Regions from separate parts of the Mus musculus genome. Here regions 1, 2, 3, 4 and 5 are each linked to region 6. The links are chromatin loops, found by intact Hi-C in ENCODE. Cell type or tissue: heart. All regions are shown on one strand.

Region 1 (5,000 bases), 670 kb after region 6:
AGGGTCCCTTTCTGTCAGTGGTTCTCAACCTGTGGGTTATGGCCCTTTGTGGGGGTGGAGGTGGGTATTAACTTATACAGGGCTGACCTAAGGTTATAAAAACCCAGATATTTATGATTCATAACAGCAAAATTACAGGTGTAAAGTAGCAACAAAAATTCTTTTTTGGTTGGGAGTCACCACAACATGGGGAACTGTATTAAAAGGTAGCATTAGGAAGGTTGGGAACCACTGCTCTGCGTAGCCCTGGCTATCCTAGAACTCAAATAGTAGATCAGGCTGGTCCAAACTCACAGAGATCTATCTCTGCCAGCGTCAGCACTAGGAAGTGAGTAAATTCCATGATAGCCAGGCCATACAGTGAAACCCTGTCTCAAAACAGGACAAGAGGAACCCCAGTACTTAGTAGGTTGAAGTAAGGATTGTCATTTTTTTTGAGGCCAGCTTGGGTTTCATGGCTCTTGACTAGTCTGAGCTGTAGAGGGAGAGCCTGTCTCACGAGGAACGTTAGGAGGAGATATTATAGTTTGGTTTCATGCCAGCAAGAAAGTCCAAAGCCCAGAAATTATCTTCATGAGGATTGAAACATGTTTCTGGTCCTGACTTCCTCTAGGTTGCATAGGGCTTTGAGAGTATAGTATACCTACTATGTGCGCATACACACACGCGCGCGCGCGCGCACGCGCGCGCGCACACACACAGGACCCAGTGGGACAGATACTTTATCACTGCTGCTGTTCAGCATGGAGGGTGCTTCCTTTCCAGTGCTTTGTCTCTCCGTCCCACTGGGCTGGTGGGTGGGTGCTCCTCAGCCCCTCTGCTTACCCACCTCTCTCTTCTCCTTTAGGGTTGGGCCCCTCGATGCCCTGGCTGCTGCCCACTGTGTGACTGTGCCTGTGCCTGCCAGCTCCCAGACTGCCAGAGCCTCAACTGCCTCTGTTTCGAGATCAAGCTCAGATGAAAGATGGGGCTGGGGACGTTGTTCTTTGGGGAGTGGCCAGTCCCCAGGGCCCCCTCTATGATCCTCAGGACATCATTACTGGAGCTACTGCACTGGAGCTATGGATGGCAGGCCCAGCCTAATTACCTGGGAACCTTGAGTTCTCTGAAAGGCAGGATTCTGAGAGCCCTTGGACCGCTGAAAAGGGCCTGATGCTCTGGCCAGTGCCCCTGCCTTTCTTCCTCTCCCTTCCCTGATAAACTATTGTATGTGAGGGTGAGGATGCAGGACATTGCTCACCCAGGCAACAGTGTGGGAGGTTTCTGCCAACCTGGACTATCAGGATAAAGGGATGGCCAGCCACACCCTGCCTTTAGACTCCTGGTTATTTTAAGAGGTGAGTATCCTGCCTGCATCTGCTCTCCTTTGGAAAAAAAAAAAAAGTACAACCACCAGCAGGCACCAGAGTCAAGGGAGGAGGGAACCAGAGGAGGCAGTGGGAGGCAATATCTAGATGTTTTCCCTTCTTGTTCTGCCTTACAGATCCTGGACCTGAGACTGATTTCTTGACTAATTTCACTGTATTTCCAAGGAAGAGGTTCCTCTAAAGACCGGTGAGTGAGCAGTGGCACCTCCTCCTCTCAAGGCAAACCAAAGCTGCCTCTTCTTCACCCCCCACGCAGGGATGAATGTCAGGAGCCTCAGGTTTCCCTAAATATAGGTCCCGGCCGCGGGATTCGTGGTGGGGAAAGGGCAGGGGTTACCGAGAAGGTCTGGGACACTGGTGCGGGGGTGTGTAGGGGAGGGGTGGGGAGTAGGAGCTGCCTTAAAACCCAGCCCTGGACTGCCGGGCTCACTCTCTGCTGACCGGGCTCTGCGGCTTCTGTCACTGCGCCACAGGTGGGCCGCTATCCGGATTGCAGGATGGGAATGGGGGTTGCGGATTGGGACCTGAGGAAACTGAGTGCTCTGAGAGTTACAGGGTGACAAGAGAGCTCCGAGACGGATTTTTTTATTTTGGAGAAGGAAATCAGGTTCGGGAAAGACCTGTCTGGCTTGGGCCAGTCCTTGTCGGTCATTTCCTCAAACTGGGTGTGTTTAGCTCGCGGGTGGTGCCTCCCGCCAATCTGCTAGGCAACGCCAGGCCTGGATACGCCACTCAGTTCCGATGTGGCCGGCACACTAGTTCTGGGAGGTTTTGCCTGCGTACCATGTCAGCTGCGCCGTGCTCTGGCCAGGGAGAGATGGAACGCGCCCTGCATTTTAGTCAAGCGACGAAGCAGGCAGGCAGGGAGGCTCCGAAGCTCTGCGTTCTTAGCAGTGACGTCAGGCTGCAACTACACAGCCGGAAGCCAGGGGTCTTGGAGGAGAGGCCAGCCACCATCTCACTCTGACCCCCTCCCTACTCTTCGCCAACCCACATTCCGGCTGAGTCACGATGTTCGCGCGCGCGCCAGGCAGGGGTTGGGGGGGGGGGTGTTGGGGGGGGGGGCCTGGTGACCTGCGGGATGTGGCTCGAGTCACGTCCTAGCGGGGCGGAGGAGGGATCGTGTTCTAGCCGCTTGTCTCCTCCCCAGTGCCGCCTCCTATCGGAGCATCTTGGGGCGGTGCTGCGCACAGTGCCCACCTTCAATTGGACGGTTCCCGTCCCTGCAAGGGAAAAAACCTGCAGAGGGCGGAGCGGCGCCTTTAAATGTCCGGGGCCCCGCCTCCCGTCCCCCCCAACCCAGCTGAATAGGCTGCGTTCTCTTGGAACGCGCAGCAGAACGAGGTTCTGGTGACCCTAGCCGCGTTCGCTCCTTAGTCCTTTCGCCTACCCACCGGCGTACCAGGCAGACCCACCCCGTCCTGTGCCAGGTGAGCGCCATTTGACACGTGCTCGGGGAAGGGTCTATGGGGTTAGGATCTTGGGCCGGTGGCGGGCAGTGCAGAGCCGTCTTCCCCACGGCCCCTCACTTCTCCTTTTTCTACCCCCACGCTTGCCCCCAGCCCGGGTTCTCCGGCCTGCGCCCTGGCGGTTCGCTGCGCCACGCAGCAACTCAGCGCGCTGAGTCATGCCGGGGGAGGAAGCAAGATGAGGTGGAAAAACAGACCCCTCTTTATTTTTGCAAAAACTCTCCGCTATGCAAAGCATCAGGGTCCCATTTCCTATTCAAGAGATCTCAAGAAGCGATGGGGAGACGGGGGCGATCGGCTCTTACACCGTCTCAGGATTTACGCGATGGGGTGGAGGAAATTGGTTTCCTTTCGGGGGAGCCCCAGGAGAGAAGGCTAAACTCCTCAGCTGCAGTACTCTGTTGCCCATTAACACTTTACTATCTTTCCTTATCTGTGACCTTGATTCTGAGTCTGGAACCGCTGTAGCGTAGAAGTGCACGTGCCTCGTACATCCTTTCCCTCCCCTTCTAACAGTATGGAGGCAAAGGTTTCGTTCTACCTGGGCTCCATAGCCCCTTTTCTGTGCTTCTGATGGCCCTGTGTTTTTCCTAATAATTAATCCTTTTCCTCGAGCTCCTCCCCCGCAACCATCACGAAGAGAGAAGCCTGACCTTGGGGTGTCCTTGAAGCCTGGGCCGGCCCTGGGTGGATTAGAAGGGGCCCCCCCACCTCAGTCGGGAAATCTTGGTTCTCTCTTAACTCTCGCCTTTGGGTTGCTATGTGGCTTTGAGCACAGATCATTTCTTTCTTGGGCTCTTTCAGATGAGGGTATTAGGCTCTCTGCCCTATTCGTGATCCTTAAATTCTAAAATATTCCCGGTTCAATTTTGTTTCTAGGCAAGGTGACCCATGGCAACGCGCAGGCCAGATGGGTCCAGCTTCAACATGACCCGCCTGTCCCTGGCTCTGGCTTTTTCCTTTCCCCCAGTTGCCAGTGAGCAACCCCACTCTGAGCTGGGCAACACCCAGCAACAGACAGAGTTAGGAAAGGTACAGGAAGAGGCAGGTCTAGTATAGGGAAGTCGGGAGTAGGGGAGAGCTCTGGGACAGGAAGTATCCCAGGACCCTCAGGGAGTGGGGCAGGGGAGGTGGGGGCTAGTGCCCTGGCCTCCAGGGAAGCTTTGTTACCGGGGAGACCATGGGATGGTCCAACTAAGCGCTGGTCTCTGTCTGCCTCCCTCACCCAGGAAAGCACTGCCACCGGCACCATGCCCCACCCATACCCAGCACTGACCCCGGAGCAGAAGAAGGAGCTGTCTGACATCGCTCACCGCATTGTGGCTCCGGGCAAGGGCATCCTGGCTGCAGATGAGTCCACCGGTGCGGTACAGGCAGAAGAAAGGGGGAGGAGGGACCCAAGGTTGGAGCTAGCAGGCTGATCCCCTTATCTCCCCACATGACCCTCCTCCCTTCAGGAAGCATTGCCAAGCGCCTGCAGTCCATTGGCACCGAGAACACCGAGGAGAACAGGCGCTTCTACCGCCAGCTGCTGCTGACTGCAGACGACCGTGTGAATCCCTGCATTGGGGGGGTGATCCTCTTCCACGAGACACTGTACCAGAAGGCAGATGATGGACGTCCCTTCCCCCAAGTTATCAAGTCCAAGGGTGGTGTTGTGGGCATTAAGGTAAGAGGGCAGACTCTGGGGGGGGGGTAAGATTAGAGGTGGATCTGGAGAAAGGGATTAATAGGTAGGGAGGGGGTGAATATTGGGCTAGCAGGCCTAGAGACTCAGGTGTGGATGTATTCAGCATAATTTTTTGTCAGTGTTTGGGGTGAACTTAGGTCCTTGTGCATGTTAGGCAAGCGCTCTGTTGCCAACTTAATGGTTTCCCTGTGATACAAGAAGGTGATTTCATGGTGAAGAAGTGAAAAGGTTTTCTCAGTGTGCAGTAGCACCAGGTCCCTCTAGTCCAGTTAACATTTCTCTCAAATAATACACATCTTTTCTCATAAATATTTGCAAGCCATGAGAGGCTACAGTGAAAGGTGAAGTTTGGGCTGGGTAGAGGAGACAGGGGCCATAAAGCTGACTGCTGGTCTCCTCCCTGGCAGGTAGATAAGGGTGTGGTGCCCCTGGCAGGAACCAATGGCGAGACAACTACCCAGGGTAAGAATGATC
Region 2 (5,000 bases), 79 kb after region 6:
ACAAAGAAATTATGTCTGGGAAAAAAGCAAAACAAAACAAACACACAACACACACACACACACACACACACACACACACACACACACACACACACACAAAGAGAGAGAGAGAGAGAGAGAGAGAGAGAGAGAGAGAGAGAGAGAGAAAGACACTTGACTGAGCAAGTACCTGTGGAATAGCATGTTCAGTCCCCTGTGCATATGCCAGGGAGTGCTAGAGCTGCCTTCATGTGGGAGATTTATTTTTAGGCTTTTTGGTTGATTTCCAGGCTGACTGGACCAGTTTTCCATCCCATCAACAGTGAATGTGTGGCCCCGTTCCTTGTGTCCTCTGCAGCATTCATTGTTAGTTAAGCTGTTTATTTATTTTTTTCCCATTCTGGCTGGGGTCAGATGAAATCTCAAAAGACATTGTCTTGACTTTCATTTCTGTAATTGCTAGGGATGATGAACATTTCTGGAGATATTTCTTAGTCATTCCTATTTCTTCCCTTTAGAACTCTGTATTCAGATGCTATGCCCTTATTCTGAATGGGTCATATGTGGATTTTTTTGTTTGTTTTTTGAGTTCTTTGTGTATTCTGGTTATGAACACTCGTCAGACAGACACACAGCCGCTGAGGATGCTGGTGTCAGGCCCATCAGATAACATCTGATCATCCGACTGAAACTTTAAAAGGCAGAGGGGCTTGGAACAATGGGTTTCACATTCTGAAGACAGCAGCTGACAGCCCAGAGCAGCACTCCCACCAAAGCTCTGCCATAGCTGTGCACCGCATGCATCCTGGGCACTCACTGTCAGCAGCCTCCCAGAGCCGAAGCTCCCTGTGTCACTCGGACCTTGGCACAATCTGCTGGGAGATCTGAAATCACTCTGGGCCATGGGAAGTCATACCTGCTCCATCTTTAAGTTTAGTACAGTGAGCAGAAACCTGATCTTGACCCAATGTATTTGCACCAAGACATAGAAGAAAGGCAGGGAAAATTATGGGTGCATGACAAAGGAAGATAGCCCCTTGTCCTGAAGTCTGGCTGAAGCGCCTCCCCAGTGAGAAAGAAAGAAATTTAGCAAATTAACATTTGCTGTGAATGATGCTGAGTACAGATAAGATTCCTTTCTTTTTTTTCTTTCTTTTTTCCTTTTTTTTTTTTTTTTTTGTTTGTTTTTTCGAGACAGGCTTTCTAGGTAGCCCTAGCTGTCCTGGAACTCATTCTGTAGACCAGGCTGGCCTCAAACTCTGAAATCCGCCTGCCTCTGCCTCCCAAGTGCTGGGATTAAAGGCGTGTGCCACCACTGCCCAGCCAAGATTCCTTTCATAGGTAGGTATTTTATATTAAAATAGCAATGAACCAGACTGAAAACCTGGATGTATATGACCGTGAGTAGGGCCTCATTCCTCTCTTGGATATTTCATGGGAATCTCACAATCTTCCCAGAAACTTTAATTCCTTCCTGGAAGTGAAGGGGAAAAAAAATCCAGATGGGCAGATGTAGAGTTTTAGAAGATTAGGTCGTGAATGTTCCGAGTGTCCTGGCTGATCAAAGACCAGCTCTATGATCTCAGACATGTGTCAAGGACAGTATTTCTCAACTACTTTGAGATGTGTAGACCAAGCTGGTGGAAACAACCTCTGAGACTGCTATACTTTCTAGCTTATTAATATTCTTCCTGCCACAGGCTTTCTGGGGCTCCACAATACACTGACCAGAAGAAAAACACCAAACACCTGTTAATTCCTGAGTCCAGCCATTGCTGGACCTCCATCTTGCTGACAGGGTTCAGGATCCCAGGCTGGAACTAACAACTATCCTGTGACTTTAGGTGTTTCATGTTTGTTATCCAGTAAAGGCTGTAAAGAGGGATGTTGCTGTTATTTGCTGTCTAAACTAAGGCACACAAGTCATAAATGTGCAGATTGCCCACTCCATTGTTCCCTTATCATTCTAAATTCCAGACCAGTCCAGGATGCGACCTGGCTGCAAAAGCTAAATCAAGGAACCTGAAACAAAGTGACGCTGATGAGGTCCAGTCACCAAAGTTAACTTCCTTGCTTAACCCATTGTGTGAAAGACTGACTAACGCAACAGTGCACCCAAGTCCCCCTTGCTTTGTGTTTTCATCCTATGAAAACGTTATATAAGCTCTGTTCCGGGATGCTGTTCAGCTCCCAAATTGGCCACTACATACGCGTGCACAGAAATAAAGCTTTCATTTTTAAACTTCTATCTCTGAAATGAGTTTTCTCAGATTCTACCCCAACCCAAAATTCACAGACTGCTTCCACCTAGCTTAACTTGAGAGTGGTGTGAACACACAGAATCTGTACCATTCCTCAACTGCACGATACTCGCGGTCCTGGAGTCCCCGCCCACATAGGCACGTCCACTTCAGTCTTGGTCTTAGATTGGCACTTGTAGACACTTTGGCCATTTTGGATGAGGGCTAGAAAACAATGACCCAGGAAATCCGGTGACGTAACCTTGGGCGGGACCCCAGGGATCAAGGTTCTTGTTACTCCCCGCCCCGCCCCGCCCCGCCCCGCCCCCACACGTTTATGCACAAATACTGCTACCATTTCTATGAGTTCATCACCACGTCTTGCATCTGTACCTGCTTCTAGGAATCTTCAATTTTCACCTACATTAGGGTGCTCACGGACCTGATATATGTCCTTTCTCAGCCCTGGTACCCCACCGCGGCAACCTAGGATCTGGCAGGCGATCCAGGGGACGCCAGGCAGATCACGGAACAGTGCGGGGAGTCCCCATGGCGCCGCGGATGGCCCCGGAAAGGGCCTCCGCTTGGCCTGCATTCCTTAAGCCTGGGACTGTGAGCTTCGCGGACGTGGCCGTGTACTTCTCCCCGGAGGAGTGGAGGTGTCTGCGGCCGGCGCAGAGAACCCTGTACCGAGAGGTGATGCGCGAGACCTATGGTCTCCTGGCCTCTCTGGGTGAGAACCTTCCTGGCCGCCTGGGTTCGCGTAGCCCTTGACACTGTGGGTCATGCGGTGGATCGGAGTTCCCTGGGTACGGGTGGTCGTAACAAGTGGGTCGACCTGACTCGTGGGGTTTGCTATCTTTCCCTCCAGAAGTCGGGGGCGACAAACCAGCGCTCATCTGCTGGGTGGAGGAAGAGTCCGAAGTGTGGGGACCCGGTGCCCAGGAGCCAGAGGTGGCCATGTGCAGGACAGAAGTCCACTCAGGTGAAGGACTGGGTACTTGCCTGGGGAAACTTCTGTGTTGCCAGCCTGTGTGGTGTCTTCTAGTGACTGCACTTACTGCCTGGCAGTTTCTTCCCTGTTTTTCTGTTTCTTGGCCAAAGCCATGATGGCTGGCCCCTGGATTCATCTGAAAAGGGTTCTGTCCAGTGCTCTCACCTCATATCTACAGGGTCACTAGGCTGTATAGGTTGTAGCCCCTCGTTCCCACTCCTCTGCTGCCATCTCTGTGACTGCGTTCTGGAGTCTCCTTCAGTTCTTGCTGTCCACCTCTGACAAGTGCTTAGCTCACTGCACTTGGGAATGGGGACCACACAGACACCTTTCTTTATGCTGCATCTGGACATCTGTGCACCACGCATGCTCAGATGCTGTGGCCTCTCCCCTCCTGTGCCCTGTTTCCATGTGGGGCTGTGGGAATCGAGGGGCAGTAGAGTCAGAGTCTGAGCTTTGTCATGGTCTCCCAGCAGATTGCAGGCACGAGAAGGAAGGGAAGAGACCAAGGGAAGAGACCAAGGCAACCAAGAAGATACTTTCTCCAGAAGCTGGGCCTATGGAGCCACGCCCCTCCTTTGCTTCCCCTTCTTGCAACTTGGAGCTGCTTTTCAAGAACTCTCAGCAGGGGCACCCCACTGTTGCGGTGCACAACCCTATCCTAAAAGCAGACCAGCGTCATGGGTGCCATGTGTGTGGGAAGAGTTTTGCCCACCAGTCCAAACTGGTGGAGCACCTGTACACTCACACAGGTGAAAAGCCATTTCAGTGCCCAGACTGCGACAAGTATTTCGGCCGGGCTTCTTCCCTGAGCATGCATCGAGCCATACACCGAGGGGAACGGCCGCATCAGTGTCCTGACTGTGGGAAGAGTTTTACCCAGCGGTCCACATTGGTGGCGCACATGTACACTCACACAGGCGAAAAGCCGTTCCATTGCCCTGACTGCAACAAATCTTTCAGCCGGCCTTCTTCCCTGAGCTCTCACCGGGCCATACACAGAGGGGAACGGCCTCATTGTTGCTCTGACTGTGGCCGAGCTTTCACGCATCGCTCTGGCCTCATTGCCCATCTCCGTGTCCACACTGGGGAGAAGCCTTACTGTTGTGCTGATTGTGGACGCTGCTTCAGCCAGAGCTCTGGGCTCCGTGAGCACCAGCGGGTGGTACACAGCGGTGTGACCCCCTTCACTTGCACTCACTGCGGCAGAGCCTTTGCCCGGGCCGCATATCTTCAGTGTCACATGCGCACCCACACGGGTGAAAAGCCTTATTCATGCCCTGACTGTGGACGCTGCTTTCGACAGAGCTCTGACATGGCAGCCCACAGGCGGACCCACAGTGGTGAACGACCCTACCCCTGCCCTCAGTGTGGCAGACGCTTTCCCACGAAGTCAGCTGTGACAAAGCACCAGTGGGTCCATAGACCAGGAGCTAAAGGCCATAAGGACAAAAAATTCAGTCAGTTATCTATATCCCTAGACCCTAGCCAAGAGGACCCGGATCCACCTGTGGGCTTCCAACATTATCCAGAGATATTCCAGGAGTGTGGGGGATGGTCTTAAAGGCACCAACATAGAGGGTGAAATATGTACATTGTTTGAGGCCCAGAGGGTTGAACCTATGGCATCTTCCTGAAGTCACAGACATTCTAGGTACTGCTGGTCTGAGCACCGGGTACAGTCTTCTAGGAGGTTTCCAGATGCATCTGCACACACTCCGGATGTACCGTCGTCCTGGCGTCTATTGGGCTGGGCTGGGCAACCCCACTAGAGCTCCATGAGAAGC
Region 3 (5,000 bases), 210 kb after region 6:
CTTCCACCAAGGCATCAGCTGTGCTAAGGTCTGGGGGCCTGTTGCGGTTATCATACCCTGCTAACCCAACTAACCAATCTCATACCCTGCTAACCCAACTAACCAATCACCTTTCCTTTTTTTTTTTTTTTTTTCTTTTTTTATGTATTTGAGTACACTGTCTTCAGACACCAGAAGAGGGCATCAGATCCCATTACTGATGGTTGTGAGTCACCATGTGAGTGCTGGGAATTGAGCGCAGGACCCCTGGAAGAACAGTCAGTTCTCTTAACTGCTGAGCCATCTCTCTGGCCCCAACCTTTCCTTTTTAGACAAGTTATTACATAACTAGTCTGAACTCACTATTTAGACCAGGTTAGCCTCAAATTAAAGAATACTCACCTGCCTCTACCTCTTAAGTGCTGGGACTAAAGGCGGGGCCCGCCATGCCCAGCCCAATCTTTTCACAGTGTTTTTAGTTTTGGTTGGGAGGCAGTGTGGAGGATCAAGTCCAAGGCCTAAGCAGGCCCTCCACTGCCATGCTTCCTCACTGCGCAGGTATAACACAGCCTTCAAAACCAAACTGTCTGAAGTCTGGCACTACTAACTTAACAGTTGTTTAAGTGCCTTACTTTCTCAGTTTCCTTCTCTGTAAAGTGGGCATGACCATAACATTACCTACTCCTAAAGGTTGCCACGGTTAGATATGTGAGGTGCTGAGTCTGGCTGCCACAACCCAGTCCATTCCCCAGGCTCATCTTACCCAGCAGTCATTCCTGTGCCCCTGAAACAAATTGCATTTACTTAGTAAAGTGGTCTCCTTTTTTGGTTTGTGTTGCTGAGACAGGGTCTCAAGTAGCCCAGGCTGGCCTTAAGTTTTCTCAGTACAGCTGAAACTCACCTTGAACTTCTGATCCTCCTGTCTCAGCCTCCCAGATGATAAGGGTTACAAGCATGCACCACACTTGCTTCAGATCCCCTTGCCTTGTTTAAACCAGTTCAGAATTGTGTCTGCTGCTTGTACTCCGTGTGAACTGCTGACAATGTCCATTGTGTAAGCAGCCTGTAACACACCGGCGCCTCTGAACTGCCCTCGCTTCTGCCGATATCACAAAGAAAACTGTGATGGCCTTCATGTCTGTCTCTTTAGATAAATGCACTAGCTTGCCAGAGGAATCTATCTGTACTTAGCAGGAAATCACTACACCATTGGGTTTTATTTATGAATTTGGTGCTAGAGTTTGAGCCAATGCTCCCTTGCATGCAAACCTCTACCACTAAGCTACACCCAGCCTCCTCTCTGATCTTAGTGTCTAGAATCTGACTCTTTCTTCCACTTTCTTTTTTTCTTTCATTTCTACAAGAATGCAAGCCCTTTCTAAAGCGGAGAACAGACAGAGTGACTATGACTGAGGTACAAAAACAAACAGCTGTACAGCTGGGTTACACACAAACAGCTGGCACCCGTCCATGCCTCATGTCTATAATTTCAGTGCTTAGAAGGCGATGCAGGGGGATTGGCATGAGTTTGACAGTACCCTAAGCTACGTAATGAGTTCCAGGGTTATAAGGTGATAGACTGCCTCAAAAACTCAAACCAACCGAACCAACAAAACAACCCCTCTTCTTGGGTAACTCCATTCCTGTCATGGTCAATGACTGACTCTGTGATTTTTCAGATTGAAAATTCTGAAGAGATTGGATAGCTCCATGGGCTGGGTACAGAACTTGCCTATCATGCTCAAGTCTCTGGGTTCCATCCTGGAACCTTTAAAAATGAAAAAGGGAAGCTGGACGGAGGTGGCTCATGCCTTTAATCCCAGCACTTGTGAGGCAGAGGCAGGTGGATTTCTGAGTTTGAGGCCAGCCTGGTCTACAGAGTGAGTTCCAGGACAGCCAGGGCTACACAGAGAAACCCTGTCTCGAAACAAACAAACAAACAAAAAATTGAGAAAGGGTGTGCAGTGCTGATAGCTGAGCAGTTGAAAACCTTTGTTACCTGCCTGGTGATGGTGGCACACACGTTAATCCTAGCACTCAGGAGACAGAGGCAGGTGGAGCTCTGTGAGTTTGAGGCCAGCCTGGTCTACAGAGTGAGTTCCAGGATAGCCAAGACTATACAGTGAAAGCCTATCACAAACAACTTTGCTCCTCTTATAGAGGGATCAGGGTTTGGTACTTCATAACCACTGATAACTCTAGTTCCAGGGGATTCTACATCTCTGACCTTTGCTAACAACTCATGTGCACACACCCAATGCACATACCTGGACACACGCATATACATAATTTTCTTTGTAATTCTTAAGGTTCTTAAGGAGAAAAAAAAATCTTACGGGTCTGGAAAGATGGCTCTAAGGATAAGACCACTTGTTGCTCTTGCAGAGAACCACAGTTCTAATCCTGGATCCGACATCTTCTTCTGGCTGTCCTGGGCACGGGCACACAAGGGGTCCAAAGACATACATGTAAATATGGAGAGAGAGAGAGAGAGGGAGAGAGAGAGATTGAGAGAGAGAGAGAGAGAGAGAATAAAAACAAGTCTTTTAAAAGAAAACAGGCTTCAAAACCTAGCCAGTGTAAACGAGCTTGGTGTCCTCTTGTGCATTGTGTAAGGCTGTGATAGTGACCCATGGGAAAGAGGTCATACCCTATCTACCTGCTACAAATGTCAGTGTCACGTAAACGCGAAGAGGAGGTATGCCTTCCTCTCCCTGTAGGATTGCTTGCAATCATTGGAATCCACTGGTGTAGGACGCTGAAATGGGTTACAAAGACTGGGTCCTCCCCCTCTCTGGAAGTATGCAGTTTTTCTCATCAATCTCTTTCAAATTGTGTGAAGGCCGTCCACGTGAAATGACCACGCACATGCTGGGTCCTTCACTTGTAGGGTTTTTGCTCTCAGTGGACCCGCCTCCTCCGCGCCTGCCATTTCACTTTGGCGCCATCTGGCGCCCATTAAGCAAGTCACGTCGCATTAGGCTTTCTGTTCTACTGTCTTTCCCAGATTGAATTTGTACCTGTCCCTTTAAGAAGTTTCGCCTGGGCGGAAGAACTCGAGGGCACAGAAGGAGAAAATACACTTGAAACTCCCTTCAGATTGGTTCAGGCCGGAGAAGGGGCGGGCCGTAGCTAAAATTCACGTATATGACTGGGTCCTCCTCCGGCTCCGCCCCGGGAACGCACTGAGAAGCCGTGATTGGTCAGAACTCTGGAGGCGGCTCCGAGCGCGGCGCGGGGTCCGCTCCCGCGCGGGTTGGACTAGTGGGCGGAATGTCCACGGCTGGTGACGGTGAGCGCGGTACTGTGGGACAAGAAGACTCTGCTGCTGCCCGCCCGTTCAGATTCAGTCCGGAGCCCACGCTTGAGGACATGTAAGCAGTCCTTGTCCGTCCTCGGATGGAGAAACTAACCTTTTTGTGGTAATGAGGAGGGTCCCTCCACGTGGTCCAGAAGAACAACACGTCCGAGGCCATCCGGGTCCTCCTGGCTGACCTCTGGAGAACCTAGCTAAATAAACATTATGTGCACAGTGCACACCTGAGGCCGGGGAAATTGGGTGACGCCCCCGGGCATGTTAAGTACCAACCTTTAATACAACCTTGGAGAGATAACAGAGGTCTGTTAGAACCTCTGCACCCCAGGAGAGATGGGTAGTTGGACAGGGGAAGCTGAAGTGTAGAATTCTTTTTTCTTGCAGAATGTCAAGGAAGGCCCCAGTGGGCAGTGTCTCAAAACTGCATCCTGTGAGTTAGTTAGACCTAGATGTGTGGAGATAGGGGCGTTAAGGTGGAGTACCGGAAGAAGTAGCAGTAGGAAAATGGAATAATAAAGGGTGTTGCTTAATTTGGCTTGAGGTTAAAATCTGTACAGGGGCACGTTCATTTCCAGATGATAAGAAAGTCTTAGCCGGGCAGTGGTGGCGAACACCTTTAGTCCCAGCATTTGGGAGGCAGAGGCAGGTGGATTTCTGAGTTTGAGGCCAGCCTGGTCTACAGAGTGAGTTCCAGAACAGCCAGGGCTACACAGAGAAACCCTGTCTTGAACACCACCCCCAACCCCAATGAAAGGCTTGTTAGGGCTGGAGAGATGGCTCAGTGGTTAAAGAGCACTGACTGCTCTTCCAGAGGTCCTGAGTTCATGAGTTCAGTTCCCAGCAACCACATACATGGTGGCTCACAACCATCTGTAATGGGATCTGATGCCCTCTTCTGGCGTGTCTGAGAAGAGTGTCAGTGTACTCACAAACATAAAATAGGTAAATAAATCTTTTTTAAAAAGTCTTGTTAAAAGTTAGTAACATAAGGACATCCAAGATGTTTGACTGTAGGATTCAGAGTCCCATGCCCTTTCTAGATGTATGCCAGGCACCTGCGTCTTGTCCTCTAACCCTGAGACTTGAACCTCCACCCCTTTACTTTATTCCAGCCGACGCCTCCATGCAGAGTTTGCAGCTGAGCGGGACTGGGAGCAGTTCCACCAGCCTCGGAACCTGCTGCTAGCCTTGGTGGGAGAAGTGGGCGAGCTGGCAGAACTCTTGTGAGTAGATGGAGTCTTCCTGGAAGAGGCTGTTTGGGGTTGGGGAAACAATGTATTTTAGCCTCAAAAACTGTGGTTGGTTTTATTTTCCTTACTGCTGTATTCTGTGCTGCTGCTAGGGATACAGAGATGACAGACGAGTCCCAGCCCTGGTGGGTGCTGGGGACAGTTTCCAGGGAGAGTGAAATGTAGAAACAGTGAGGCAGACCTAGGTCTAAGAAGAACAGTTGTCAGCAGGGCTGTGGTGGTGCACGTTTTTAATCCAGTATTCAGAAGGCAGGCAGGTGAATATGTAACTTTGAGGCCAGCCTGCTTTACAGCATGAGTTTTATGACAGCCAGGGGTACACAGAGAGACCCTGTCTCAAAGGAAAAAAGAAGGTATATGGGGACGGGGGTGGTGAACAGTTGTCACCGGCATTTTACCTCTGTGTAAGGCTGAAATAAGGAATTTAAAAGGGTGGCCTGCCAGACAGAGAACTT
Region 4 (5,000 bases), 65 kb after region 6:
CAAGGTCAAAGGACCATAAACTCCAGTAGATATTTTATAACACTGAATTATGGGGGATAGAGTAAGTGGCCAGCTCCATAGCAGCACTGTCTGTTGTAGCATGAATTAGAACTGCACTACTCAGTTGAGGTTTTGGGTCTGTATGTTCCTCCTTGGATGACAATGGACAAGCAACCCATATTTTGTTCCGGTGTTGGGGTGGGCTCCATGCCCCAAGGCCATTTATCAACCCTAAGTCATTACCTTGAATATCTCTCTTCACCTGCACTCACCAGTCCAATGGCAAACCCAAACACATTGCCTGCACACCCCCTAGAAGCCTAGGCCTTCTTTCTGGTTCGTATTTAGAAGAACCATTGCCCTTAGAGATGCCTTGTTCACACTTTTGTTGCAAATGAACATATTTCCCACAGTGAAAGTGCCAAGCATTTTGAGATTTGAGACCTTTAGTGGCTTGGTCATAGTGTCTTTGCAAATGACTGCATTCCCTGCAATTGACACACTGGGCAGTTTGATATTGGAGACCCCTAGTTACACCTTGACCTTTGATATTAGCATACTGCACCTTAGAACTAATATTGGTTATTCCCCTTATCCACTCATCCATAGCTGCTGCCCGCACCTTTAATGTTTTGTTTTGTTTTCTTAACATTTGGTATTTGAATTTTCAAATTTTAAGGTCTCTATCGATGCCTGCCTCAATTCAGGGTCTGGCAGGGCTTTGCTCACAGCTGAGACTCATCTTTGAAAGAAAAATCAAATCTCAAATCAGTGAAGGCTTCTGCAGAGCCTTGGATACGCTTTGTAAACAAGGTGGACCTTTTCTCAGGTTCAGCTTTATCCCGAGTTCTTCAAGCTGCTAAGCGGCAGTGTTCTACGGCAGCACCATTACGTTTGATCTGTTTTGTATCTTAAAGTACTGCCTTCAACTAGTAACTGGTCTTTCCCCATATTCATTCTCTGTGCTTTGTTTCACTGTTCAATACTCACATGTCCTTCCTTCCACCATGTTAACCATTGCAACAGTGGGTGGACCCTAGTGCAGCTGCCACCAATCCCTAACAAGCTCGGGGAATATTTGGGTAGCCTAGTTATTTAGAATTTACACAAGGCATATGCATCCCATATAAAAACAGTGGCCTCTTTAAACTGTCTAAGATCAATCATTTATAGGGCGACATCCTGTTCACCATAGCCTTGTTCCACACATTAGAAGGTATATGCTGTATGAAACTGGGGGAGCTGATAGCGATCTCATAACCCTGGGTCACCCCTCCTCCCACTCTGGTGGTGCAGTTGGTTGGGGATTAAAACTATTTTCAGGGCAGGAGAGATGGCTCAGTGCTTAAGAGCACTGCCTGCTTTTCAAGAGGTCCTGAGTTCAATTCCCAGCAACCACATGGTGGCTCACAACCATCTGCAATGGGGATCTGATGCCCCCTCTACTGGTGTGTCTGAACACAGCTACAGTGTACACCTTTTGCTCTCTTGCTCTCTAACCCTCTTCTGCTCTGTCCCTTCTCTCCTCATTCCCCTCCCCCCTCCATGTGTTCTATTCCACTTCTCTTTTCTCTCTCTTTCTCTTTCTTCTCTTTTTCTCACCTTTCCTTCTCTCCCTCTCTCTCTGTCTCTCTTCATCTGTCTCTATTAAGCCATCAACTCTCCACCCCATGCCTTAAATAAACTCTATTCTATACTGTACCATCATAAGCTGGTACCTCCGGGGGGAAGGGAGGACTCAAATGAGCTCTCAGAGGCACCCCCTTCACCTACACCACACTGTGCCTCCACCAACATATCCCTGGCTTCTTTTTCTTTTTTTTTTTTATAAAGCACAAACAGCTCTGAATGATGACAAATAGGATAATATTCCTTTCATAGGTAGGTATTCTTATATTAAAATAACAATGAGTCAGACTTAAATCCTTACTGTGAGTTGGACCTCATTCCTCCCCGGACTCTCACAAATGGCCCAGAAATCTTAACTCCCTGCTAAGAGTGAGGCAAAGAAATCCAGATGGGCAGGAGTACATTTAACCTTTTAGAAGATTGGATGGTCTGGAATGTCCCAGGTGTCCTGGCTGATCAAAGATCAGCTCTGTGATCTCTGATCTGTATCAGGAGCAGTCAGTATTCCTCAACTAGTTTGAGATTTGAAGACCAAGCTGATAAAACCACCACAACTGGAGGCCTGCTTCATTTAATAGCTTATTAACAGGTCTCCCTCCACAGGCTTGCTTCTAGCTCCGAGATGAACACTGACCACAAATAAAATACTAAACATCTATTCACAGGCCGCTTCCACCTAGCTGACCTTGAGAGGGCTGTGGGTCTTCTGAGACCATAAAACCCTCCCTGTATGTGGTCCTCACAGGCAGGCAGTCTCATGTGGGCCTGTCTGCCTGGGATTTGTTCTCAGACTGGCACTTGTAGACTCTGTGGCCATTTTTGATGAGGGCTGGAAGAAATTGATGCAGGAAGTCAAGTAATGCAACCCTGGGCAGGACCGCTAGGGAGCATAGTTCCTGAGATGCCGCGCCCAAGTCCACATTTTTACGCGGTCTTCCTGAAATCTCCGCTGTGCTCCTATCAGTTTTCAATTTTCACCTACATTAAGGTGCCCACAGACCTGGTTCCTGTCCCTTTTCAGCCCTGGTACCCGACCACGGACACCGTGAACTGAGAAGGCAATCCCAGGCGTGCGGGGCTGACCCAGGGACTGTGCGGGGAGTCCCCATGGCGCAGAGGATGGCCCGGGGAAGGGCCTGGGCTCCGCCTGCGTCCTGTAAACCCGAGGCTGTGAGCTTCGCGGACGTGGCCGTGTACTTCTCCCCGGAGGAGTGGAGGTGTCTGCGGCCGGCGCAGAGAGCCCTGTACCGAGAGGTGATGCGCGAGACCTATGGTCTCCTGGCCTCTCTCGGTGAGAACCTTCCTGGCCGCCTGTGTTCGCGCCTCACGTGACACCGTGGGTCCTGCGTGGCAGCAGAGAGACCTGGGCACGGGCGGTCGGAACCAAGTGGGTTGTCCTCTTGACTAGTGGGTTTGCTATTTTTCCCTTCAGGACTTGGAGGCGCCAAACCAGCACTCATCTGCTGGGTGGAGGAAGAGTCCGAAGTGTGGGGACCCTGTGCACAGGATCCAGAGGTGGCCATGTGCAGGACAGAAGTCCACTCAGGTGAAGGACTGGGTACTTGCCTGGGGAAACTTCTGTGTTGCCAGCCTGTGTGGTGTCTTCTAGTGACTGCACTTACTGCCTGGCAGTTTCTTCTTATTTTGCTGTTTCCTGGCCAAAGCCATGATGGCTGGCTCCTGGATTCATCTGAAAAGGGGCTGTGATTGTTCTGTCCAGTGCTCTCACCTCATATCTACAGGGTCATTAGGCTGTATAGGTTGTAGCCCCTCGTTCCCACTTCTTCTCTGCTACTATCTCTGTGACTGCGTTCTGGAGTCTCCTTCAGTTCTTGCTGTCCACCTCTGACAAGTGCTTCTTAGACAACTGCACTTGGGATTGGGGACCACACAGACCCCTTTCTTTATGCTGCATCTGGACATCTGTGCACCGCACATGCTCAGATGCGGTGGTCTCTACCGTCCTGTGTCCAGTCTGTCCCCATGTGGCGCTGTGGAAATTAAGGGGCAGTAGAAGTCAGAGTCTGAGCTTTTTTCATGGTCTCCCAGCAGATTGCAGGCACGAGAAGGAAAGGAAGAGACCAAGAGAAGAGACTGAAGCAATGCAGAAGACATTTTCTCCAGAACCTGGGCAGAAGGAGCCACAACTCTCATTTGCTGGCTCCGCTAGTGGAATTCAAGCCACGGTCCTAAGGGCAGACAAGCGTCACGGGTGCCATTTGTGTGGGAAGAGTTTTGCCCAGCGGCCCACATTGGTGGAGCACCTGTACACTCACACAGGTGAAAAGCCGTTTCAGTGCCCAGACTGCAACAAATGCTTCGGCCGGGCTTCTTCCCTGACCATGCACCGAGCCATACACCGAGGGGAACGGCCGCATCAGTGTCCTGACTGTGGGAAGAGTTTTACCCAGCGGTCCACATTGGTGGCACACATGTATACTCACACAGGTGAAAAACCATTTTGTTGCCCCGACTGCAACAAATCCTTCAGCCGGTCTTCTTCCCTGAGCTCTCACCGGGCCATACACAGAGGGGAACGGCCTCATTGTTGCCCTGACTGTGGCCGAGCCTTCACACGTCGCTCTGGCCTCATTGCCCATCTCCGTATCCACACTGGGGAGAAGCCTTACTGTTGTGCTGATTGTGGACGCTGCTTCAGCCAGAGATCTGCGTTCCGTGAGCACCAGCGGGTGGTACACAGTGGTGTGACCCCCTTCACTTGCACTCACTGTGGCAGAGCCTTTGCGGATTCCAAATATCTTCGGCGCCACATGCGCATCCATACAGGTGAAAAGCCTTATTCATGCCCTGATTGTGGTCGCTGCTTTCGCCAGAGCTCTGAAATTCCAGCCCATAGGAGGACCCACACTGGCGAGCGTCCTTACCCCTGCCCTCAATGTGGCAGGCAGTTTCGCACAAAGTCAGCTATGACAAGCCACCAGTGGGTCCATAGACCAGGAGCTAAAGGCCATAAGGACAAAAAAGCCCGTCAGTTATCTATATCCCTGGACCCTAGACAAGAGGACCCGGATCCACCTGTGGGCTTCTAGCATTACCCAGAGATATTCAGAAAGTGTGGGTGATGGTCTTAAAGGCGTCAACATAGAGGGTGAGATATGTACATTGTTTGAGGTCCAGAGGGTTGAACCTATGTCATCTTCCGGAAGTCACAGACGTTCTAGGTACTGCTGGTCTGGGCACCGGGTACAGTCTTTTTGGTGATTTCTAGATGCATCTGCACACACTCCGGATGTACTGTCGTCTTTACATCTATTGGGCTGGGCTGGGCAACCCTACTAGAGCTCCATGAGAAGCGAGGGCCTTTTCCTGGCTCAGAAGTATTGATAGGCCTGAGGATGAAGAGAGCCTCG
Region 5 (5,000 bases), 50 kb after region 6:
AAGAAGGTGAGAGCAGGGTCCAGAAAAGTAGGATTGTGAAGTGTTAAGTTTTTAAATAAATGCCAATGCCAGGTTCCTACCTGCCTCAATGGTTTATGTTCCTGAATGAAAGACACACAGCCTTCCCCCCAGCTATTGGCTATTGGCATCTTTATTTACCAATCAGAATTAACTGGGGGCAGGTTCCCACAAGCTAAGTGCAGACCCTCTGGTGCAAACTGTTTTGGGTATCCAATTAGCATTAGAATACAAGCAGCTACAGATTGGATTGGGTCAGAGAGTAGAGTTAGTGAAGACAGTTGGTGCAGGAAGGAAGAAGTTTGAATAAAAAAGAAATCCTTTTTCTTCCAAGCCCTTGCTTCTGGAATGACAACTCTGAGACTAATAATTTATTAATAAATGCCTTGGCCATAGCTTTGGCTCATATTAATTAACCCATTCAAACTATTCTGTGTCTTCCATATGCTTAGTTACCTCTTCTCAGCTTCATGCACCAAGTCCAGGGTAAATGTCCTCTTTATTCTAACCTGAGTTCAGCCACATGGCTGGTTTATGGCTGTCTCCTCAGCGTTCCTAGGCAAATCTCTCACAGCTCTTGCTAGTACCCAGAATCCTCTCTCTTCCTGCTAGTGTCCCACCTCCTATTCCCTTCCTCAGCTCATTGGCCATTGGCTTTTTTATCGACAGGTGATGCTTATAAGAGATTCTCTCTTCAGAGTAGGGGTAGAGAAGAGATTGAGTGGAGTGAAGGTAAATTGGGCTAGCAGAGTGAGAAGACAGTTGGTGACAGATGAGCCAGGAGAAGCTGTGTGAAGTCACATAGAGAAGATATTGTAAGGAGACAGAAGAACCCATAAAGAACTCACACAAAGCAATGAATAAAGAGAACAAAGAAAAAACCCATCTATATCTATAGATAGATATAGATATGCTACATATATGCTAAAACTCAATTTATTTATTTTTTTCTAAAAAATGGGGTTAAATTAATATATTTTCTTTCTGACCCAGCCTCATTCTGTAACCCAGACTGGCCTACAACTCTTCCCACCTGGGTCTTCTGAGTGCTGGGCTTACACAAGCCCTCCACTGCTGGCTCCACCTACATATTAATAAACTTGGCAAAAAATTACAATGCAATTTAAAACTTTCTCTCATTCCAGTTCCAACCTCAAAATCCGTCAAAGCTGTGGCTGACCCCTCCTTCTCCCTCCACCCTACGGCTGCTGTAAAATGATCCGACAGGAGCTGTCAAAATGGTGGCTCATGTCAGAAAGGCCACACCTCTCTACCTTCTCAGCCTGCAGCCTTCATGGAAGCTGTCCACGGTGGCACATCTCTTTTCCCATCTCAGCAGGAGTTGTCCCACAGGAGCGGTGGGTGACACCTTTCCTGCCTCAGCCTACAGCCTTGGTGAATTGAACACCACTGCAGGAGCTGTCCACCCCCTCTCTAGCCTCCCCACACAGCTCCACAGAGATGCTACCTCAATCAAAGCCATCTGTAGCCATGGGCCCAATGCAGGAAAAGGGGGTGGTGGAAAAAAGCCACCAATCCCTGAGTAGGAAAAACAACAACAACAACAACAACAACAAAACCCCACTTCTCTCTGAGCATGAAAACCCACCAACACTTGAACAGGGAAAAACAAAACAAAACAAAACAAAACAAAAAAAAACACCAAGCCCTGAGCTCCCCAAGATCAGGATTTGAAATCCCACCAATCTTTACTCTCTGCCCTGAAAAGCTCTACCCCCTAAGAAGTCCTATATAAGGTCTGCCCTCTGTTCACTTCCCTATTGTCTGCTCCAAGGAGCAGAGGGCAGCTTTCTCTGGATTCATCCCTCCACACATTGGACCCTCCAGCTTGTGGTTCCTGAGCCCCCATGTCTCAGAATACCCTTCCCTTAGGAGACTGTCCCACCTCTGGGCTGTGTGGTTCCTGGGCTTCCACGTCCCAGAATATGCTTTCATCCGAGCAGAAACACACTAAGCACACCCCTTAGCCTGTAACTTAAATATACAGACTAAGCGAGCAGAACCACCGGTTCAAGTATTCTGTCAACTTCTCTGAAGACACGAACTGAGTTTCTGAAATGCAATACTCAGGCTTTGCCAGGTTCTAGAGGCTAACCATCAGATTCCAGTTACATCAGCAGGACGCACACTGGGAGACTGGGGAGACACTATCTCAGGCACCAGGGATGCCCAGGTCCTCAGAACAGTTTCAGATGTCCCGCCATTCCGAAGCCAATTGCAACACTGCTGCTCCTTGCCGTTACAGCCAATCATCAGCCGTTGTAATTGCGCACAGAGGTCCATGAGGCAGCAGGTAGCGGGTATTTTTTGAAGGTCTCTCTTTCCTACACATAGAAACGAACACCAACATTCCTGAAGCGGTCATTGTATTTAAGGGCAAATGGGGCGCCGCGGGCAGTGGAAGTCCGAAGTTTGTTAAGCTGCAGAAAGGGCACCTCAGTGCCGTCAATGACAACTGAAGCTAGGCGGTCTCCATGTTTTCTGAAGACATCTTTCGGTTCCCTTCACACCTTCGTGTCTTTGTGTGAGCAGCTGTGGAGTAAACACTATTGCTCTGCATTCCCTTGCGGCCAGTAAGGCTGCCGCGTTCGTTCCGCACGCGTTGCTAGCAACTGTGACCAAGGGGCGTGCCAAGGGCGTGGTTTCCCGCGGTTGCGGAGGCCGGAAGCGGAAGGCTAGGGCAGCCAAGCCGCTGCCTGGGCAGGATCCCCGATGGCGCCACCCCCGGCCTCACTGCTGGTTCCGATGCCTGGGGAGATCTGGCCCGGTTTCAGGAAGCCTGAGCTTGTGAGCTTCGCGGACGTGGCCGTGTACTTCTCCCCGCAGGAGTGGGGGTGTCTGCGGCCCGCGCAGAGAACCCTGTATCGGGAGGTGATGCGCGAGACCTACGGCCTCCTGGGCGCGCTCGGTGAGGCCCCGAGTCAGAGCCCCGCCCCCATCCTCCTGGGGGTTCACCGGGGAGTTGCAGTAGACCGATCAAGTGGATTATGAGCCCTCATCCCGCACTTTTCCACCAGCAGCATCAGTCACCTTCCATTCTCAGGGCTTCCTCGGGAGTCTCCATTCAGGCAAGAGCATCGCAAACCCTGTCCAGGTTAATGTGTGCATAAGTTCCGAGGAGGTGCCCTCACCCTAGTGGGATGCTATCTGCCCCGGCCAGCCTCTCAGGCCAGCACTGTGACCCCTGTTCTCTCTCAGGGTTCCCGGGCCCCAAACCAGCCCTCATCTCTTGGATGGAACAGGGGAGTGAGGCTTGGAGCCCCGCCGCCCAGGATCCTGAGGAGGGGGAAAGCCTGGGAGGAGCTCCGAGAGGTGAGGGATTGTCCCAAGTCCTCCTGAAACCTTGTTTGTCCGGGGGTTTCTTCTCTAGTAAACCTTTCTTTCAGATTCCCCATTCCAGCATCCCTACAGATTAGAGCCTACATGTTCAGATACTAAAGAAAAGAAAGCCTATCTACTCCAGAGTTTTGGAAATTCAGGAGAGCTGTCCTATTAAAAACAGTAGGGGGGCTGGAGAGATGGCCCATGAGTCAAGAGCACCTACTGTTCTTCCTAAGTACCAGCGTTCAATTCCCAGCACCCACACGGCAGCTTACAGCTGTCTGTAACTCCAGTTCCAGGGGACCTGACACCCTCACACAGAACCAAATGTAGGCAAAACACCAATGTATATAAAAACAAATAAATACATCTTAAAAAAAAAAACAGAGTAGGAGAATCTAGAACTCAAAGAATGTTTATGTTTCCAGATGTTTGTTAAAATAACACTCATTTCCCCTTTTTAAAACTAACTAAGGCTGGTCATTGTGGCACACACCTTTAATCTCAGTACCCCGGGGGGACAGAGGCAGGGGGATTTGAGGCCAATTGAGACAACATACTGTGAGACCTTGTCTCAGCTCACCACCCCTACCCTCCAAAAATCCCTAAAATGCCCCTAAAAATAGAACTTGTCTGCCTATCATAGTTCTTGAACAAGGCAAAGTGGTACACAAGAAAAGTGTCTGCCTGGATAATGACAGCTTGGCTCGTCTCCCATCTCTACCCTGAGTGGAAGAACCCTGAAGCAAATATGGTGCCTCATCTATCAAAGAACCGCTGCACCAAAACCAACTACAAAATACACCAGTAAATACTGTTTATTGAGCATTTACTAAGTGACCAATAAGCATGTATGTATTTAATCCAACAATCCTGGAAGTCAGGGGACCGTTACTTTTTCCCATTTGACACAGGAGGAAGGGGATTTTAACTGACTTTCAACAACTCCGTGTTAGCCACCGGGCTATGCTTTGGTGCTGCCTGGGTAACAGCTAGAGTGGTCAGTGCAGACGTGTTAGGTTTTACTGAAACTTTTTTCCTAAGATTTATCTTTATTATTTTTCATTCTGTGTCAGTGTATGGGTCTCCATAAGTGCAGCTGCCCAGGGAGACCGGAGTCATGAGCGTCCCTGATGCTGAAGTTACAGTGGTTGTAAGCTGCCCCATGTGGGTTTGGGGAAGTAAACTCAGGCCCTGTGGAAGGACAGCAAGTGCTCCTAACCACTGAGCCATCCCAGCCCCGGGTTTGTTTTATTTTTGTTGTGTTGATTGTTTTCATTTTTAAGACAGGTAGCTCTGGCTGGCCTGGAACTCAGCATTTAGACCGGGTTGTCTCCAAACCCACAGAAACCTACCTGCCTTTCCTCTGAAGTGCTAGGGTTAAAGGTGAGCAACGATCACACCCTACTATCCTGTTTTTGAGACAGGATCTCACTATGTAGGCCATGCTGGCCTCAAACTTATGGCTATCTTCCAGCCTCACCTTTTCCAAATGCAGGGATTACAGCTACTTCCCTGGCGGGACAAATGGGGCTTTTTAATTTGGTTTGGTTTGGTTTGGTTTTTGTTTTTTTGAGATAGATTTCTCTACGTATTCTTGGCTGTTTTGGAATTTGCTCTGTAGACCAGGCTGGCTTTAG
Region 6 (5,000 bases):
CAAGCTTAACCGTGGCAGTTCCAAATTCTTCAGTCTCATTCCTCTATTTGAGTCCTTACCTGGTACTGGACTCTCTGGAGGATCTGCAGGTAGAGTAGACAGTTGGAATGGGGGTTCTAGGTCACTGGGTGTAGGCATTGGCTGACCAGCTTTTGTCACAGGCTCAGCTCTCGGGTGAAGGGACAAAGTAAGAGTTGGGCGTGCTTCCAAGTCCAGACCCCTTCTGTGGCAGTGCTTCCCCGGGCCCTTCAGGCTTCTGAAGGTGCTGTAAGGAAGGATTAGACAGGTAAATCCTGATGCCCCCAGCTCTGGATATCTGCATGATAGCTTTGATAATCCTTTCCCCACCCTCTCACCTTTGTGCTGGGACAATGAGGTTGGGCTGATCTTCATCAAAACCCTGGATATAAACAGGGGAGGTATTTTGAAAAGGCAGGAAGCCATTTTTGGCTTCTCCAGTTCCCCATGATATTCACAGATATCTGCTTGGTTGTACACAAAAGATTTTTTTCTTATTTCCTTTAAGTAGTGTCCACCAAATAAAATTTTGTTGTCATTGGGGTAGTGGCACATGCCTTTATCCCAATACTTGAAAATAGATACAGGCTATAAATTGGGATAGCCTAGTCTACACAGCAAGTTTTAGGCCAACCAAGTCTACATATTGAGACCTTGTCTTAAAACAAACAAGCAAACAAATAAAAACTTGTGTTTTGGCCTTTACAGAAATCCACCTCTAGCCCCATGCTTGCCCTAGCTGGAACCAGACATCTTCACTGTACTTTCTTATACCTCTGCTGGTTGTCTGCCACTGGCAATGTCTTCCAGTACCACCACTAGGGTGGGCTGTGGGACCTGGTCTGTCTTTTTTGAGGGGCTCTCCTCTGGGCCAGATGCTGCCCTTGATCTCATTCTCAAGGCAGGCGAGGACTGGCGGGCTCGAGTCAAGGGTTCTCTGCACAAATGCAGTGGGTCAGGAGGCCTAGAGAAAGAACAAGAAGGTCGGCGGGGTCAGTGGGCTCAGCTGTCTTCTCAGCTTAAACCCTTCCCTTTCACACTTACCTGGCTTGCATGGACCACTTGACCTGTTGGGATGGTAAAGCAGGTGACTGTGTGCAGACAGGATCCTGATGATGGTTGTGAGTCAGTGGGCTGGGAGTGTCCTCTTTGTGTGTCAGGGGGACCTACAAGAGGAAGGGCTGTAAGATGCAAGCAAAACTGGGTTTATGCCTATAATCCCAGCATTTGTGAGGCTAACACAGAAGACTGCTCAGAGTTCCAGGCCAGCCTGGTCTAAAAGGTGAGACGCTGTCTCAGTAAGACAAAACAAAACCCAGAGAAATAGAGTGACTGGACAGGGTCTTCTGTGTCTCACTGTGTCCTTAGCCACAGAGGTGAAAGAGATTTTCAGCTGGACTCCACGAAAATCCCTAAAAGAGGTGATTTGGTCTAAATTAGGGGTGAGATATTATTAGTCAGGAACTACAGGCGTGAAATGATGTAATCTCTTCTTCTTACCCAGGTTCTAGAGAAATAGAAAAATGGTAAAAGACAGTACCATTTTTCTCATGTCTGCCTTGTGGCCAAAGACACTACCAGCATGCTTCCGAACAAGAGAACAGAGAAGTGACAATTTTGGATTTTTGGGTTTTTTTTTTCTTTCTTTCTTTTTTTGGGTTTTTTTTTTGGGGGGGGGTTGTTTGTTTGTTTTCTGAGACAGGGATTCTCTGTGTAGCTCTGGCTGTCCTGGAACTCACTCTGTAGACCAGGCTGGCCTCGAACTCAGAGATCTGCCTGCCTCTGCCTCCCAAGTGCTGGGATTAAAGGCTTGCACCACCACTGCCCGGCTTTGGTTTCTTTTTTAAAAAGCACGAAAATATCATGTTTTTGTTTTACTCCCAGGTGTGGGATATGGGACTGCTTTAGATTGTCCATAGCAACTTACTAAGATTTGCCTCCAGCAGGGGCATAATTTTGCCAGCTACAGACAGGTTCTGCAATTGTATGACTTTTGGAATTCTGGGGACTTTTCATGTTAAGGCCCCCAAGGAATGGGTTGGTTATTGATTGGATGTTTGTTATTATTCACAAGAAGAAAGTAGATATCCTGATGGCGAAGATCAAACCTGCCCCAAGGAACTCGACACCCCTAATCAGCAGAAAGTAGCCTACCATCGCCCCATTCCCTCCCTTGCCTTTATTCGGAGATCTCTTTCCTCTCTATTCTTTTTCTTTCTTAACTAGTGTTAGGGGGTTGGGAGGATGGAAGAACCCACCAAGTAGCAAAGGATAGCGATAACAGGGCAGTCAGAAGAGTTTTTCATACTTAGTAGGATGTGGTTGGGTGAGTGGGTGACTGGACAGGCACATGAATTACCCAAAACCATATGGTCTTGCATTATGGAGGCTGCTTTGAAGGCTGGCTTAGTGGAACTGGTCTGACTTTAGTACTAAGCCAGGGCGGGGATGGAGGATAGGGAAGAGGGAGTGGTCTTTCACTTAAAGGGCTCACCCTGTTTGTAGTCATGACATCTTCCAACACCACGGCAAGGACCCTCCGAGAGGCCTTTTCTAGGGATGAAGGGGTCCCCAAAGGCTGCAGCCTCGGTCTTTTCGGGCTCCTGGCTTCCCATGATGCTCGAGATAGAGGCTGACGGCACAGGCTTGGCTGTGTAAAAGGGCTGGAGGGTGAAAGTAGAAGACAGTTGCCTGAACCTGTTGTTGCCTCTGTTGTAGTCGGGTGCAGCCGTCAGCATCCCCGTCTCCCGAGCTCAAGTCAGGCGGGCGGGGTACGCTCTCACCTGGAGTTCCCAGGCAAGTCCATGGGGGAAGCGGCGGTTCCGGGGAGTCCCTGGGGTATCCCAGGCTGAGGCCTGGGGTAAATTGGGGAGCGGGGGAGTGGGGAATGAGGGCCAGTTCCTCCCCCGGGACTCCGCCCTTCATAGTCCGCCTGCGGCTCCCGGTAGGGCACAGGCCCTTCCTCCAAAGGGCGCCCCCGGCCGGCCTCTCGGAGCCGGGTCTTCCCGCTGCAGCCGCCTTGATCACTCGGGCCCTGCCTGGCACCTGCCGCGAGACTGGATTGCGGAGGTTACAGCTCTCCCACCGCTCGAGCCTCCTGGGACCTTTGTCCCTGTTAGATGCCTCCCTGAGGTTCTCTGGGATCCGGTGGGATCCCGGTCCCGAGAGGCTTCCGTTTCCGCTAGATTCCTCTGTGGTCCTCGCCCCACCAAGCAAGAGCTCCAAAAGAATTACTCCACTTAGTAACAGCCCTCCCTCCTACCAGATCGCCTAAATTGGATCTCTGTGGAAAGAATCCTACTGCGCGGTTCTTCCAATCAGAAGCCGCGCAACTTGCCTCCTCCCACTGAGAGCTTCAGCTTAACGAAGTTCCCCTTGGGGGAGGCCTAAACTCATCACTGAACTCAGTCCGGATTCTGGGTTATAAACTGTCAAACCAACCGGTAGACCATTCACTCCAATCCCAGAAGGTCCAGCCCACCGGTAACATCCCACCCCAAGCCCCCGCCCTACTTGGATCCCCGCCCCGCGTTCTCGGGCGCCCCGGACCAGTTGGCTCAAACGTTTTCTTCTCCCCCCGCCTCCCGGCCCTCTCTCCAGCCCGGTCCCCCCCACTCCCACCCCTCCCCTACGCCTCTCACCGCAGCTTTCCAAGGATCCGGGTTTCAAACAGCTCCCACCTCCGGCTTCTTTAAAGCCTGCCTTATGCAGCGCTGTCCAACCGTCAGAGGCCTTCTTCTGTGTGTCTTAAGCACCGCCCAATTGCCGGTTCCGGTCTTCCGGGGTTAGGAGAAACTGCGTGAAATCTCCTGCCCGCCATAATACGTAGGGGCAAAGAAGCTCAATTGTGCCTGCACCGCCATTTTAATTGAGGGCAGTCTGATTTTAGCACTAGTCGACCGAAAAGCGTCATTTTTCAAAGGCTGGTCAGCGACCAACTACTATATCACGTTTCTTGTTATATTTGGACAAGTGTAGGAAAGCTAAAGTTTCTCCACCTAACGTAATTTTTCTTGTTCTTAACGCCGGTGAATATCGATTAAATGTTAAGGATTTGGGAATTTCCCATTTTCTTAGGTTTAAGTTCCTTAGGATTGAAGTTCCGGAAGTCGGGACGGCGGGACGGAAAACCTGAAGATCCCAAGTTAAAGAGTAGGCCTGATGTGGCCTCTAGCTTCCAATTCAGTTTCTGGAGAGACCAGGAACAGCCTAAGTGGGGAGAAGGCTGGGTGCGGTGAGCTTCATTCACTAGCATTTCTCTCTCTCCTCCCCCCCCCCCCTCCTTTCTTCCTAGGTAGTGTCTGCAGGCCACTCAGAAGGCGACTAATATAACCAACCTGGGGTTGCTTGGTGGAGCCGGTTCATTGTCCTTCCTGTTCTGGGCTGGCAGAAGTAACTCTTGGAAGAGGAGCCTGTCCTCTGCAGGGTGTCAGGTAGTCTTTTGGAATAAGAGATAAGCAGTCGATCCTAATGCTGGAGAGCCTGCTCCAAAGGACCTTTTGTTAGGAGCTGGACTACTGGTGGGGAAGAAGTGGTCATTTACTGGCATCTTGCACTATGAATGCGCCTTTACCACCTAACCAAAGCTCCTAACTCCCCAAGAATTAGCTGTTCTGTGTCTCAGTGTGTGTGTTGGTATGTGGAGGTCAGAAACCATTGTTAGGTGTCTTCCTCAATTGATCTTTTTGTTTTTGTTTGGTTTTGGAGACAGGGTTTCTCTGTGTAGCCCTGGCTGTCCTGGAACTAACTCTGTAGACCAGGCTGGCCTCAAACTCAGAAATCCACCTGCCTCTGCCTCCCAAGTGCTGGGACCAAAGGCATGCACCACCACTGCCTAGCTTGATTGATCTTTTTAAAGAAAAAAAAAATTACTTTTAAAAAAAGTATGTTTTTCAGATCTTTGTGAGCGTGAGGCCAGCCTGGTCTACAGACTTAGTTCCAGAATAACCAAGGCTGTTAAACTGATAAACCATGACTGGAAA

Evidence for each region. Peaks named below come from ENCODE experiments on the same cell type or tissue, not always from the same donor. Only the 100,000 strongest peaks of a DNase experiment are listed, where the experiment ranks them.
Region 1: it touches region 6 in a loop (2.7-fold over the local background); 2 of 42 quality-filtered maps call a loop at or near these places.
Region 2: a loop joins it to region 6, with 1.9 times the contacts of the local background. A loop is called at or near these places in 4 of 42 quality-filtered maps.
Region 3: a loop joins it to region 6, with 2.6 times the contacts of the local background. A loop is called at or near these places in 4 of 42 quality-filtered maps.
Region 4: it touches region 6 in a loop (1.8-fold over the local background); 5 of 42 quality-filtered maps call a loop at or near these places.
Region 5: it touches region 6 in a loop (2.0-fold over the local background); 4 of 42 quality-filtered maps call a loop at or near these places.

What each region holds. Positions count from the first base shown.
Region 1 is chr7:126,796,842-126,801,841 of GRCm38, reverse strand. Aldoa (aldolase A, fructose-bisphosphate) reads left to right here and starts at 2,588. Exons shown (of 9, transcript NM_007438.4): 1 at 2,588-2,797; 2 at 4,066-4,198; 3 at 4,294-4,505; 4 at 4,934-4,988. The coding sequence starts at 4,087. In heart, CTCF peaks have their summits at 1,386, 2,296 and 2,555; DNase peaks (open chromatin) are centred at 951, 1,721, 2,541, 4,171 and 1 weaker place; H3K4me3 peaks cover 4,052 bases; H3K27ac peaks cover 4,070 bases.
Region 2 is chr7:127,391,205-127,396,204 of GRCm38, reverse strand. It overlaps E430018J23Rik (RIKEN cDNA E430018J23 gene), which reads left to right and starts at 2,584. Exons shown (of 3, transcript NM_198011.2): 1 at 2,584-2,952; 2 at 3,091-3,204; 3 at 3,690-5,000. The coding sequence starts at 2,769. The coding sequence ends at 4,777. It also overlaps a transcript of Zfp764 not described here. In heart, no CTCF peak of the experiment used is centred here; a DNase peak (open chromatin) is centred at 2,464; H3K4me3 peaks cover 2,173 bases; H3K27ac peaks cover 1,813 bases.
Region 3 is chr7:127,258,876-127,263,875 of GRCm38, reverse strand. It overlaps Dctpp1 (dCTP pyrophosphatase 1), which reads left to right and starts at 3,209. Exons shown (of 3, transcript NM_023203.1): 1 at 3,209-3,353; 2 at 4,408-4,518. The coding sequence starts at 3,253. In heart, a CTCF peak has its summit at 2,940 (motif pointing left); a DNase peak (open chromatin) is centred at 3,065; H3K4me3 peaks cover 2,573 bases; H3K27ac peaks cover 1,298 bases.
Region 4 is chr7:127,404,341-127,409,340 of GRCm38, reverse strand. It overlaps Zfp764 (zinc finger protein 764), which reads left to right and starts at 2,519. Exons shown (of 3, transcript NM_146203.4): 1 at 2,519-2,920; 2 at 3,062-3,175; 3 at 3,682-5,000. The coding sequence starts at 2,737. The coding sequence ends at 4,679. In heart, CTCF peaks have their summits at 1,426 and 2,519; DNase peaks (open chromatin) are centred at 2,470, 2,830 and 2,900; H3K4me3 peaks cover 1,200 bases; H3K27ac peaks cover 906 bases.
Region 5 is chr7:127,419,756-127,424,755 of GRCm38, reverse strand. Zfp688 (zinc finger protein 688) reads left to right here and starts at 2,722. Exons shown (of 3, transcript NM_026999.4): 1 at 2,722-2,947; 2 at 3,238-3,351. The coding sequence starts at 2,752. In heart, CTCF peaks have their summits at 2,593 and 2,793; DNase peaks (open chromatin) are centred at 2,245 and 2,715; H3K4me3 peaks cover 1,761 bases; H3K27ac peaks cover 1,131 bases; H3K27me3 peaks cover 1,499 bases.
Region 6 is chr7:127,469,779-127,474,778 of GRCm38, reverse strand. Prr14 (proline rich 14) reads right to left here and starts at 3,165. Exons shown (of 11, transcript NM_145589.2): 1 at 2,802-3,165; 2 at 2,513-2,681; 3 at 1,063-1,184; 4 at 793-982; 5 at 357-400; 6 at 60-265. The coding sequence starts at 2,824. In heart, CTCF peaks have their summits at 822 and 3,018 (motif pointing left); DNase peaks (open chromatin) are centred at 898, 3,388, 3,758, 4,368 and 1 weaker place; H3K4me3 peaks cover 2,935 bases; H3K27ac peaks cover 2,786 bases.